Regions from separate parts of the Homo sapiens genome. Here all the other regions are linked to region 2. The links are chromatin contacts, found by Hi-C or POLR2A ChIA-PET in ENCODE. All regions are on one chromosome and are shown on one strand. The core of a region is the stretch at or near the end of the contact, and the rest is flanking DNA. Distances in the headings are between cores, read along the strand shown.

Evidence for each region. A loop is a pair of places that touch in the nucleus more often than their neighbours do. ChIA-PET counts read pairs that join two places held with the same protein, here RNA polymerase II (POLR2A). Pooled maps may share reads with other maps.
Region 1: a loop to region 2 is called in a pooled map, with 4 times the contacts of the local background. The contact joins the enhancer-like site here to the promoter of C1orf202 in region 2. A Hi-C loop is called at or near these places in 1 of 37 single-sample maps with no recorded cell type and 2 of 50 pooled maps. POLR2A ChIA-PET finds 5 or more read pairs at or near these places in 2 of 52 experiments (OCI-LY7 and activated naive CD8-positive, alpha-beta T cell).
Region 3: a loop to region 2 is called in a map of Caco-2, with 2.9 times the contacts of the local background. The contact joins the enhancer-like site here to the promoter of C1orf202 in region 2. A Hi-C loop is called at or near these places in 1 of 168 maps with a recorded cell type or tissue (Caco-2), 2 of 37 single-sample maps with no recorded cell type and 10 of 50 pooled maps. POLR2A ChIA-PET finds 5 or more read pairs at or near these places in 5 of 52 experiments (BJ, HepG2, PC-9 and 2 more).

What each region holds. Positions count from the first base shown.
Region 1 is chr1:244,406,815-244,411,122 of GRCh38, reverse strand. ADSS2 (adenylosuccinate synthase 2) reads left to right here. Exons shown (of 13, transcript NM_001126.5): 13 at 1,485-2,629. The coding sequence ends at 1,537. Among named protein-coding and RNA genes, the nearest start is that of ADSS2, 43 kb to the left of the region's middle. Within about 2 kb of position 1,307, at least 2 of the 41 ENCODE cell types and tissues checked have a DNase peak (open chromatin) inside an H3K27ac peak, as active enhancers do.
Region 2 is chr1:244,729,765-244,733,504 of GRCh38, reverse strand. It overlaps C1orf202 (chromosome 1 open reading frame 202), which reads left to right and starts at 2,490. Exons shown (of 1, transcript NM_001395959.1): 1 at 2,490-3,740. The coding sequence starts at 2,582. The coding sequence ends at 3,130. RefSeq lists enhancers at 2,569-3,306, 3,307-3,740.
Region 3 is chr1:245,041,371-245,045,096 of GRCh38, reverse strand. The region is part of intron 3 of DRC8 (dynein regulatory complex subunit 8); the gene reads right to left. It also overlaps the pseudogene RNU6-999P. Among named protein-coding and RNA genes, the nearest start is that of EFCAB2-AS1, 72 kb to the right of the region's middle. Within about 2 kb of position 2,261, at least 4 of the 41 ENCODE cell types and tissues checked have a DNase peak (open chromatin) inside an H3K27ac peak, as active enhancers do.

The DNA.
Region 1 (4,308 bases), core at 58-2,557, 320 kb after region 2:
CAGCCTCCCGAGTAGCTGGGATTAGAGGTGCGCGCCACCACGCCTGGCTAATTTTTGTATTTTTAGTAAGAGACGGGGTTTCACCATGTTGGCCAGGCTGGTCTCTCCTGACCTCTTGGTCTGCCCACCTCAGCCTCCCAAAGTGCTGGGATTACAGGCATGAGCCAGCATGCCCGGCCAACTGTCTTTTCTTTTAACTTGCCTATGTGCCTTTGAAATAGAATAAAGGAAAGATCATTGTTACTTTACAGAGTGCACATGATTTGCATAAATGCCCAGGAAGATACAAAGTAATATTTTTATTCCTTAAAGTAAATACGATGCTCATCTTTAAATAGAAGATAATAGATTACTTCTCACCCTTTCTGACCCTGTCTTTAATTCTTAGTCTGTTTTTTTTTTATCCTGTGACATTGTCTCATTCACTTCTCCCTCTTAATAACAAATCCTCATGTATCTCTACCACCACAAAAAATGTTGTGTGTTTTTGGGGGGTTAAAAATGGTTTATGGTTTGTTTGGGTTAAATTACCCTTGAGATTTGGAGTTTCCTGAATATACACTGGGAAATAATTGGTATAGAAAATGGGAAATCTCACTAGAAAAAAATGTAAGAAAAAATTTTTAAAAATAATTAAGCCTATTTATTAAAGAACAAATATAAGATGGCGAGGGAGTTAGGCATAACAACGTATGGCTGTATCTAGTTATGTGAAGTCATTCTTTTAACAGATGGCTTTTTCCTTGTATCGTTTTGTTGGCATTGATGGATATTTGAAACATAAGAAAAAGTGAAGTGTGTGGGATGTGTCCTCCGTGTAAAATCTCTTTTGCCTTGTGCTTCGTTTCCAGCATGATTCTTGTTTTCCAAATTACTAGTTGCCCCTCCCAGCATGATGTCAAATTTAGTAAGCATATTTGCTTACTGCTCTTGGTCAGCATTTTCTTGAAATATAAACAGCAGTGAGTCTAACAAAAATCTGTAAAATACCACGAAGGTTGATCCTAACAGTACCTTATGGAAGCTGGCAATTCTGCAAATAATCTGAAACCATGTGATGCAGATGATTCGATTTCCATAGACTCCTGTAGTGGGCAGTTTCTGAGGCTGTGCAAGTTAAAATCATATTCTCATCTAGATGTTGAAGATGCTTATCTTGGCCTGTTATCAGGAACTTGATCACCAACTTTCTGTAGGTCTCTGCTGGTGTTGGTCAATATTTTACTATCCTAAGTCATTAGGAAAGTGAAAATATTGCACAGTTAAAAAGGGAACAGTAAGGCATACTGTCCTGTGCTGGGTCTTATTTGTACATCCTGTTTAGAAATCGGCACAGTCTGCTAACAGAATAGAGAACAGCAAAAAGGCACATAGGGAAAAGTTATGGTGATACTGAGAAAAGTAGGGGACTACCTGTTTTAATCCCAACGAGTGAACATTAGAGATGAATTGATTCAATTCCTTTTCTCTTTGTATTCTCCTAGTTAAGTGGATTGGTGTTGGTAAATCCAGAGAATCTATGATTCAACTCTTTTAATGATTGCCAGTAATGCAAGAAACACTCCTTGAGAGGGAGGGGAAAAGACTTTCTTAAATATTTCATTTATGACCTGCAAATTCAAGAATAAAGACACTGAAGTAAGTTTGAAGCCCTACAGTTGTTTCCAGTCTTTTCAGATGGATGCCTACTGTGGAGATTAACTTTGGCATATTCCAGTGTCAGCTTTCTTTAGCTGGAATTGCCAAATCATTTGTTGCTCCTGCTGCTCTCATGGTGCCACGTTTTTTTTTTCAATGTTTAGTAATAGTATAATCCATGTTGTTTGATATCAAAAGTAGAATTACTTTTAATGTAGTTTTTCTTCATTATTGTCATTGCGTGTTCTTAAGTTTTACCCCTATTAGATGGTAAGAACAATTAATGCAGTTTTGCACAAATATTTTTACATTCTGATCATTCAGTTCTGTCATTGTAATCTTTGTTGTTAGAAACAAATGATGAAAACATAGGGGTTCTGTAAACTTTTGTAATGCTATGAATTCTGTTTAAATTTTGGGCTGTCTATTTTCTGCTGAAACCATGCAAAATTGAGCTTTGGTGGGGCTGGGAGGGGGTTATGTATTCATGGGACCTTTAATTTGTACAGAACACAGAACTTATTTCTGTCAGTTATTTAATACATTGAAAATTTAGTGAAATGTTCAAAGAGAATAGATGTTTCCCAAAACAACAATCTTTATGTTAAAAATAGTCATTAAAAGATCTGTTGTAATATATGGTGGATATTTTTCTTTAATTTCAAACATTACCTCTGAAATGTGTATCTTTTCTTTTTTATCTTACCATTAATTTTAAATCTAGTGGATTGGTTTTCAACATCGTGCCTGCCGATATGCCTACAGAATCATCTGTAAGTGTCAAAATGAACCCACGTTGTTAGCCATAATTTTGATTATGCCTTTATTTCTCCTTTCTTGAAAAAAAAAAGGTGTTATTTTGACAATTAGGCATAACATTGTTTTGTAGATTATCTTTTAATGAACTATTTTAAATGTTAAATTAGGTGCCACTTAAATTTATTTTATTACACCATGAATAGCTGATTAAAAGAACCAAATATTTCTAGTATGCTTTGCGTATTGTGTTTTTGTTCTACTAAGAGAGGTTAGTAATAGTATATAGGAAGGAGCTTTATCTCTGTAGTGTAATACTTAGTTCAAGAAAAATTCTCAAATAGGAGCAGTATCGTTAGACTCAATAAGTATAAAGAACAATACAGATTATCCTACAAGCCAATTACTGATAGTAATGACTTACATGTAAAAATAATTTATAATGAATATATAATTTCTGTTTAATAGAGAATGAATGGGCTTTTAAAGTCTGCATTCTTATCTTGGTTGCAAGTATTGCACTGTTAAAATGTATTTTTAGTAATGGTTCAGAGACAGATACAAAGAACTCATTCTCCTTTTCAAGTATATGTGTTAGACTCTTCCTAGGTATTGGGTATGCAGTGGTGACAGGAGCACAGTCTTCCTGAAACTTAATGTAGTGGGGGACAGCATGGTAACCAAATAGAGATTTATAAACAGTAGTTACATGCTGCAGTAGAAAAGTACAAGGTCTGATGAATGAGAATCTAGTCTTAATTTAGCAGGGGTTGGAGAAGGCCATTAATGGAAATAATGTCTAAACAGACCAAGCAGATGCGTACAGAGCAGACAGAGGGACATGTACTGTACAAAGGCCCAGAGGCTGGAAAGAATTTGGAAAGTTGGAGCAACTAAACAAAATGAGTGAGGGGCTGATGAGATTGATTAGCTTAGCAGTAAATTCAAGGAGTAAAATCATGGGGGGTTTTTTTGTGTTTTCTTCTTTTTATTTTTTTTTTTGAGGCAGAGTCTCGCTCTGTCACCCAGGCTGGAGTGCAGTGGTGTGATCTCAGCTCACTGCAACCTCCGCCTCCCGGGTTCAATCGATTCTCCTGCCTCAGACTCCTGAGTAGTTGGGATTGCAGTCATATGCCACCATGCCTTTATTTTATAGGCATGAGCCACCATACCTGGCCAAAACCCATGTTTTACATGAAAGAAGAAGACTATAATATAATACAAGACATACAGTAGTTCCCCCCTTATCCATGAGAGATATGTTCAAAGACCCCCAGTGGATGCCTAAAACTGTGGGTAGTAGTACCAAATCATATATATACTGTTTTTTCCAATACATACCTGTGATAAAGTGTAATTTATAAATGAGGCATAGTAAGAGATTAATAACATAATAAAGTAGAACAATTATAACAATATACTGTAATAAAAATTATGTGAATGTGTCTCTCTCTCAAAATATCCTCTATTGTACTGTATTTCCCCTTCTTGTGATCATGGGAGATGCTACAGTGCCTCCGCGATGAGATGCAGTGAGGTGATGTAGGCATTGTGATGTGGCGATGGGCTACTGTTGGCCGTCTGTGTAATGGCTTGGTGTCACTCATTTCAAGGGATTCCTTGCTGAAGTCTTTGCATGGGCTCAGTGCTTTCTGGAGTGACACATTGCCGTTAATATTAAGATGTTTTCTGTTGGTATCTTCCACCCATAAATGGAATGCCTTTTCCATCTTAACTAAGCACTTGTCATGCACCGTGGCCACAGCTTTTGCAGTTTGAGGTGTGACAGCAAAACTAGCGTGAATTTCTTCTTCCTCCTTCAAAATTTCACAGATTTGTTCTTATTGTAAATCTTAGCAACATCAGCATATGATTTGTCTTTATTTCCTTCAGTAGAACTTCCACCTTTTCACT
Region 2 (3,740 bases), core at 1,241-3,740:
GAGGTGGAGGTTGCAGTGAGCTGAGATTGGTGCGCTCCAGCCTGGGTGATAGAGCAGGGGGAGAAAAAAGTATTGGAGCAGGAACTAAAGGAAGTAAAGCACAGTTGAAGAGGGCCAAATGGGCGACTTGAGCGATCCAAGTGCACTGTTCAGCCTTTGACTTGGGGCTTTATACGTTGGCATGCTTCTGGGGGGCTGTGTTCCTTCTCCCAGTTCCTCCCGTGGGGTGGGCTGTCTGCGCGTGTGGTGGGCTGCATGTCGCACTTGAGAGCAGGGGCCGCATGTGCAGTGCGTTTACTGAAGTTGTGTGCATACTCATTTGAGTCAGCTGAGTGTTCCTAGAAGGTCAAATACCAGTTAAACTCCGCCGCTTTGCCTCTTAGTGCACATACTTGAGCCTACTTGCCCAGCTCCTGAGAACTTACTGGCAGGCTGCTAATCACCAGCATCAGGTGTTTTCTACCTATTGGGAGACCGCCTTTTCCTGGTGCCTGCTGTGACCCATTATTATTTTGGAAAGAAAGTATAACAACCACCTGACCATCACCTGGTGGTTGTCTCACGTTCCCGGCAGGGGCGGTCTCCTGCTCAGCTCATGTCTGCCTAGCTGCCTATTCTAACAAGCAGAGGTTGATCCCTACTACTGGGAGTGGAGTCTGTCAGGAGAAAGACGGGAGACAAATGTGGGGATGACCATGGAGGACCCAAGATTTCCAGAACCCATTTCAGGTCTTGGGCATCCTCAGTAGAGTTCACTTGTGGGGGATCCCGGAGCAGACCCTCAGAGCAAGGTGGAAGGGCCAGGCCCAGATGGTCTTGGGAGGGTGCTGGGTACACGGAAGAGCTGATGAAAACAGGCACCTTTAAGGCTGGGTTAGGTCATCCAGACCCTCCCTCTGGGCCTCTGCCTCTCGATTTGCCCTCCTCAGGGGCCCTGCCCATCCGGAACAGGGCCAGCAGCAGAGCCCCTCAGCACCACTGCTCTGTGCATGAGTTGTTAAGGAGAAAATAGGTAGGAGCAAACTTAGGAGCGTGAAGTCATTTTCATTCTTGTGAAGAAGGAACCATGGGCACAGGCTTGTCCCCAAATCTTCTACCTTGCTCAGGGCACAGCGTGTTGGTCTGGACTAGATGATGTAGTCACTTAAGGACCATGAAAGGGAATACAGAAGGGACACAGCTAAGCAGATGTGTTCCTCCCAGGGCCGGCCCAGTGTCTGCTGCAGGGCCTCTCCCGAAGGACAGGGACAGGGCCTCTCTGGTTGGCCTCATGAACAGTCCTGCATACGTCCTACAAGCTTGTCAGCATCTGGAGATACTCTGTCAGCTCTTCTTTTCCAAGCAATCCCCAGTCTTGTAGGAAATGCTGGATTTCCTGGTCTTTGCAAGGAATGGCTCAATTTCATGCTTTTCTGCCAGAATACTGGGATGGACAAACTTGAAGTCCAGTTTCTTCATAAGTGTCTATCCAGTGATAAAATTAATTTCCCATTTGGTAGGAGGGCAACAATTTCATTTAAAAAAATTATTTGCATCAATATTTGCATTGTATTTTAGTGCATAGCATGAACCCTTCATTCCACTCACTCTCCATGGGGAGGGGGCCCCACGGAGTCAGCTGCCAGAAGAGCTTTGGATACTGCCCTGCCCCTCCCTCCAGGGCTGTGCCCAGAGTAGCATTTTTTTTTCTATGCCGTGACATTTTTTTTGTATTTTTTGTAGAGACAGGGTTTCTCCATGTTGCCCAGGGTGGTCTCGAACCCTTGGCCTCAAGTGATCCGCCCACCTTGGCCTCCCAAATTGCGGAGATTATAGGCATGAGCCACCACGACCAGCCCCCATAGCAGCTATTATTATTTAACTTTGCTTTGGAGAAAATTAATAAGCACGAAAATATGTATAAAAAAGCAGAAAAAAGGAGTATTTCTTTTTTGTATTAGTTTTACAACATTTCTTCAAAAATCTTATGTTTGCAATCAGAAAAAAAATTATTTAAAAAAAACAATCATAGTCTTACAAGAAAGAGGCCTTTGAGTGAGGCGAGATGAAGAAAATTAGGTTTTGAGATCTTTCCTGAAACTCTGGTTCCCTGTTAACAGAAAAGTGCTGAGACCACCTGAAACCAGTTCACAAAATACAAATCTCCAGCGCAACACACGCCTGAGGCTGAAACCCACGCCTCGACCCAGGGGAGGCTGCGCAGCCCCCTGCTCGTGGACGCTGTGTGTCTTCGTGAACCAGGAGTTGGGCCCCAGGAACTTCCAAGATTCCTTCTTGTCCAGGTGAGGCCATATGTGTAAATCAGTTCGCAGCGAAATTTGGCCGACTTATTTGAGGGATTCCTTGGGTCGCTGGATTCTGGTGACCCCGTCATTGGCAGAGGGCGAGGGCTCTGCTGGGCATTGTGGGGTCACCGTTGGGGTTTCCTGGGCAACCCAAGCGCGTAGAGGGGGCCTGTGGGTACATTCCCGGGAGAGGACGCGAGGGGCCCTTTGGAGTCCTGGAGGCGGCAGCGTTGTTGTCCAGCCCGACGGTTCCCGAGATGTGGGCCCCGCGCTCCGAGAAGAGGCCTGCGCGGGCCATGGCGGCCCCCCGGTTTGGTGGCCCCCGGCGCGGCGGCGCGCAGCACGAGCTGCTGGAGAAGGCGGCGCGCCTGGAGCGGGGCCCCCCTCCGCGCGGGGATCCGGAGGCGGTCGGGCGGCGCGCGGTGGCCGGCGACGGCGGCTCCTGCTCTGGGTGCTGGTGCTGGCGGCGGCTGTTCCGCGGCCCGCGCAGGAAGAAGCTCAGGCAAGCTCACGCGCGCGCAGGCAAGGAGGCCCCGGAGCGCGGCCTGTGGGGCCCCTCGAGCCTGCAGAGGCTGCTTCAGAGGCTGGCGACGTGGAGGCGGCGCTACCTGCGGCGCAAGGAGCGGCCGGACCGGCTGGAGGAGATCCCGCTGCTGGTGCTGGACCGCGCGCAGGGCGGCCACGAGGCCGCGGCCGGACCCCAGAGCAGCGTCCCCGGGCGGCCCGCGCAGGCCGCCCCCGCGCGCCAGCCCCGCCGCCGGTCAGCCACGAGGAGCCGGTCCCCCGTTGCGCCCCCTGTGCACGCTCAGGATTGTTTTTTTCTTTTTGGTCAACAAAAGCAATAAATGAAAGTAACCCCAGCACCGTAGGAATGAAAGCACATGCAATGTTGGGGGGATGTGCATGGAAACCAAGGGTTATCTTGAGGTTCGCAGCGAGCTAAACGAGCCGCGTCCTCCTCGCAGCCTCTCTTTGGTCCGAGGGCCTCGGAGCAGTAACTAAAGCCTGCGGGTGCCGCGGAGCCCTGGGTTCCCCCCGCTGCGCAGTTGCTGCGGGCTGGGAAGCGCTGAATCGGGGGCGGATTGTCTCTTCCTAAACACTGCAGGGGAGAAGGTGGGAAACGGTTTTCAATCTCTGCAATGCCTTTTTTTTGAGACAGGAGAAAAAAAAAAAAAACCAACTATGTTGCCCGGGCTGGACTCAAACTCCTGGGGTCAAGCGATCCTAAGCCTCCCAAGCGTTGGGATTGCAGGCGTGAGCTACCACGCCCCGTCAAAAAAATAAAAAAATCGTTTAAAGCAGGATGCTGAGCTTCACATCCCACTTTGAAGTGAGCGAACTCTACTTTTATGCTTTTGTTGACAGGCATTTAGGAAGGGTGGCTTGGGGTGGGGGTGGGACAGGGGAGTTTGGAAACCAGGGCTAGACTTAGAAGAACAAAGGGAAAGGACTCCT
Region 3 (3,726 bases), core at 1,012-3,511, 310 kb before region 2:
TTGAAGCTGCAGTGAGCTCTGTGATGCTGCCATCACACGGCAGCCTGGGTGACAGAACAAGACTCTGTCTCAACATAAATAAATTCAATTAAATTAAAGCAACCTTTTAAAACCATTTTTAACATTATTAAAATTATTAAAGAATTTAAATTATTGAAGTTATCTTTTCAAAAAACTATTTAAAAAACTGAAACCAAGCCAGCCATGGTGGCTCACACCTGTAATCCCAGCACTTTGTTGGGGCTGGGTCGGGGGAGGGGGTACCGAGGTAGGTGGATCACTTGAGGTCAGGAGTTCAAGACCAGCCTGACCAACATGGTGAAATGCCATCTCTACTAAAAATACACAAACACACACACACAAATAGCCAGGCGTGGTGGCAGGCGCCTGTAATCCCACCTACTAAGGAGGCTGAGGCAGGAGAATCCCTTGAACCCGGGAGGTAGAGCCGAGATGGTGCCACTGCACTCCAGCCTGGGCAACAGAACGAGACTCCGTCTCAAAAAAAGTAAATAAATAAATAAATAAATAAATAAATAAATAAATCCAGCCTGGGCGACAGAGTGAGACTCCGTCTCAAAAATAAATAAATAAATGATAAAATAAAATAAAAAACTGAAACCAATGTAGTAAAATAAAATTAAAATCGTTTTTTAAAGTTTAATAATTCCTTCTTTTGTTAAGTTTTTGGAGTAGAGAAAAAACATATAAACTCGTTTTGCATATAGTAATGGGCTGGTTATCACTGGCTCCTCATAGGCAAAAAGTCCTGATTTGGATCCTTTTTTATTTCCATTGTGGTTTTATTTCCATTGTTCCAAGATCGATTTCAAGCTGCCAATTACAAACATGAAATCACTAAAGGTGGAGTCTGGAAGAAATGACAATAGCATACCATTATATGGTACATCCACCACACATACACTAGACACAAATAACCTCAAAGTATGAGTAAAATATAATAAAGTAATTACGAAGTGGTAAATTGTATTTATTACAATTACCTTTCTTTTTGTCATTGTTAATAAAAGCATTTATTTTGCATTTAATACAGAATAACCTGAAAAAATATGGAACGCTTCACAAATGTGTGTGCCAGCCTGTGTAGGTGCCACGCTCATCTTCTCGATGTTGTTCTGATCTTAGATAAGTGCTGCTGAAGAAAGCACCCTTGTTTTTTAATATAACTGAATTGTCTATATAATTTATTTCTAATATAAACTAGCTTTAACAATAGTTTGCAGAACTCCTGAAATTTAGCCATTAGCTCTTGTGAGCTGGGATAAGTCGGCACGGTCTGGCTCCAGCACACCACTGACGCTGAGAGTCAAAATCACTTCATTCAGACAGCTAAAGAGGCCTTCCTGGGGCCGTCCCTGCACGGGTTCATCTCCTCAACAGCGAGAGTGGCCAGGAGCAACTCACTCAGTATTCTACCATGTACACAAAACAGAAATCAAATACTACTCTTGAAAATAAAATGTTGTCCCTTTGAAAAATAATTTTCTTCCTTTTAAATCGATTTCATGGGATTAAAAAAACGCTAACTCCTCAATTTTGGTAGGCTTTTGAAAGAAAGTGAAAATCAACTGTTCCATATAAAGTATTTAAAATATGCTGAGACATTTGATTTCTTTTTCTTTCTTTCTTTTTTTTTTTCCTTTGAGACAGAGTCTCGCTCTGTCGCCCAGGCTGGAGTGCAGTGGCATAATCTCGGCTCACTGCAACCTCCGCTTCCCAGGTTCAAGCAATTCTCCTGCCTCAGCCTCCCAAGTAGCTGGGATTACAGGTGCCCACCACCATGCCCAGCTAATTTTTTGTGTTTTTAGTAGAGACAGAGTTTCACCATGCTGGCCAGGCTGATCTCAAACTCCTGACTTCAAGTGATCCGCCCGCCTAGGTCTCCCAAAGTGCTGGTATTGCAGGCGTGAGCCACCGCACTCAGTCAACATTCGATTTCTTTTGTCAACGTAGATGTCTTATATTGATAAGAAGTACAAACTAACTCCAAAAGCCTTTATGGTTACAAGTATTAAAAATGTTTTTCTGTACCTGTGCTATATATATAGTAGTGGGCATAGGAGTAAGACTATTTGGAGCAAATGAGCCCCAATAAGGTGGCCCAATCGTGGTGTCATCATTTAATTATGTATAGCATTTGGACCACTTAAAATGTTTGACCCGGGGAAGCTTGGTTCTTGGCAGGCTGGCATTTAGTGGGTGTAGTATCAAGTTCCTGACACAAGGGGGAGCCAGTGCCATTGAGCTAGGCTGTGACTTCAGTTTAAGGGCAGCCTAAGGTCAAAAACACCAAAGTGAAGACCAGATTCAGAATATTTCACACAATTATAAGAGACAAAAAAAAATAGGCAAAACATTTTACCTGCTCTATTAAATAGCTAATATTATGCTAAGGATAAGAGAACATTTAAAGCAATCCAAAAATGTCTAAGGACAAAGCAGGATCTGAAAATGTTTTCATTCATTTAACAAATATTTGAACCCTATGATGTGCTGGTATCGTTTACAGAACAGCAGAGAACAAAATAAAGACCTCGCCCTTACGGAGGGCATTTTTCACACATGTACCTTATTTTGGAAAAGCCATGAAATGAAGGTAAAATAATGACGAAATCTCTTTCTTCAGCAGAGCTATTCTGTTCAAAAAAGGCCTCTTTTATCCAAGGTCCCTCTAATCAAGAGATCGTGTCTCCACTGCTAAGATATGCTTCCTGAACACCTGGTTCTAACTTGCTGCAGTGTTATTTCTTATATAGTCCTATGTGCTAGAGTTTGTAGCCCCCTAAAAAACTCTGGATCTCCTGTATATCATTAAAAACAAAAGCTCTACAAAATACTGGATATTACAGAGTGACTGAGAAACAATTTAACCACACGGTCACTTTTCATGTGCCATGGCGCAGGCACTCCGCAGCATTGCGATTACTATGAATTAGACAAAATCCCTGCTGTAATGGAACTTACAATCAAGGGAGTGAAAGAGTAAACATAAATAAATCTAAGCGAATTTTAGGTAGTGATAAATACAATGAAGAGATCAGCACCATACCCATGATTGTCATAGCTCTATCAGTTTGCTAGGGCTGCCATAACAAATTACCATAGACTGTGTGACTTAAACCACAGAAATTGATTTTCTCGGTTCCGGAGGCCAGAGGTCCCAGATAAAGGTGTCAGCAGGTCGGCTGCTTCTGGGGCCTTCCTCAATTTGTAGGCGCCACTTTTTCTCCCTGTGCCCTCACCTGGTCACCCCTCTGTGCGCGAGCATCCCACTGTCTCTCTGGGTGTCCAAACTTCCTCTTCTTAGGAGGACACAAGTCAGATTGGATTAGGGCCCACCCCAATGGCCTCATTTTAACTTAATCACCTCCCTTTTGTTTGGGCTTTTTAACTTAATCACCTCTTTAAAGACCTTATCTCCAACTAAGGTTTCATTCTGAGGTATACTGGAGGTTAAGACTTTAAAACACGAATTTGGAGGGGACGTAATTCAGCCCATAACAATAACAATAATGACATCTTACAACTTACTGCCACCACCAAGCTTGCCTGGCCACCATTCCCTCTTGCCTGCACCACTGCAATAGACCACAGGCTGTCATTCTGCTTCTGCTCTTGATGGCCATCTCAATCCATTCTCACAGCAGCCAGAACAATCTTTTTAAAATGAAAATCATAACATGTAATGCCCTGCTTAAAACCCTT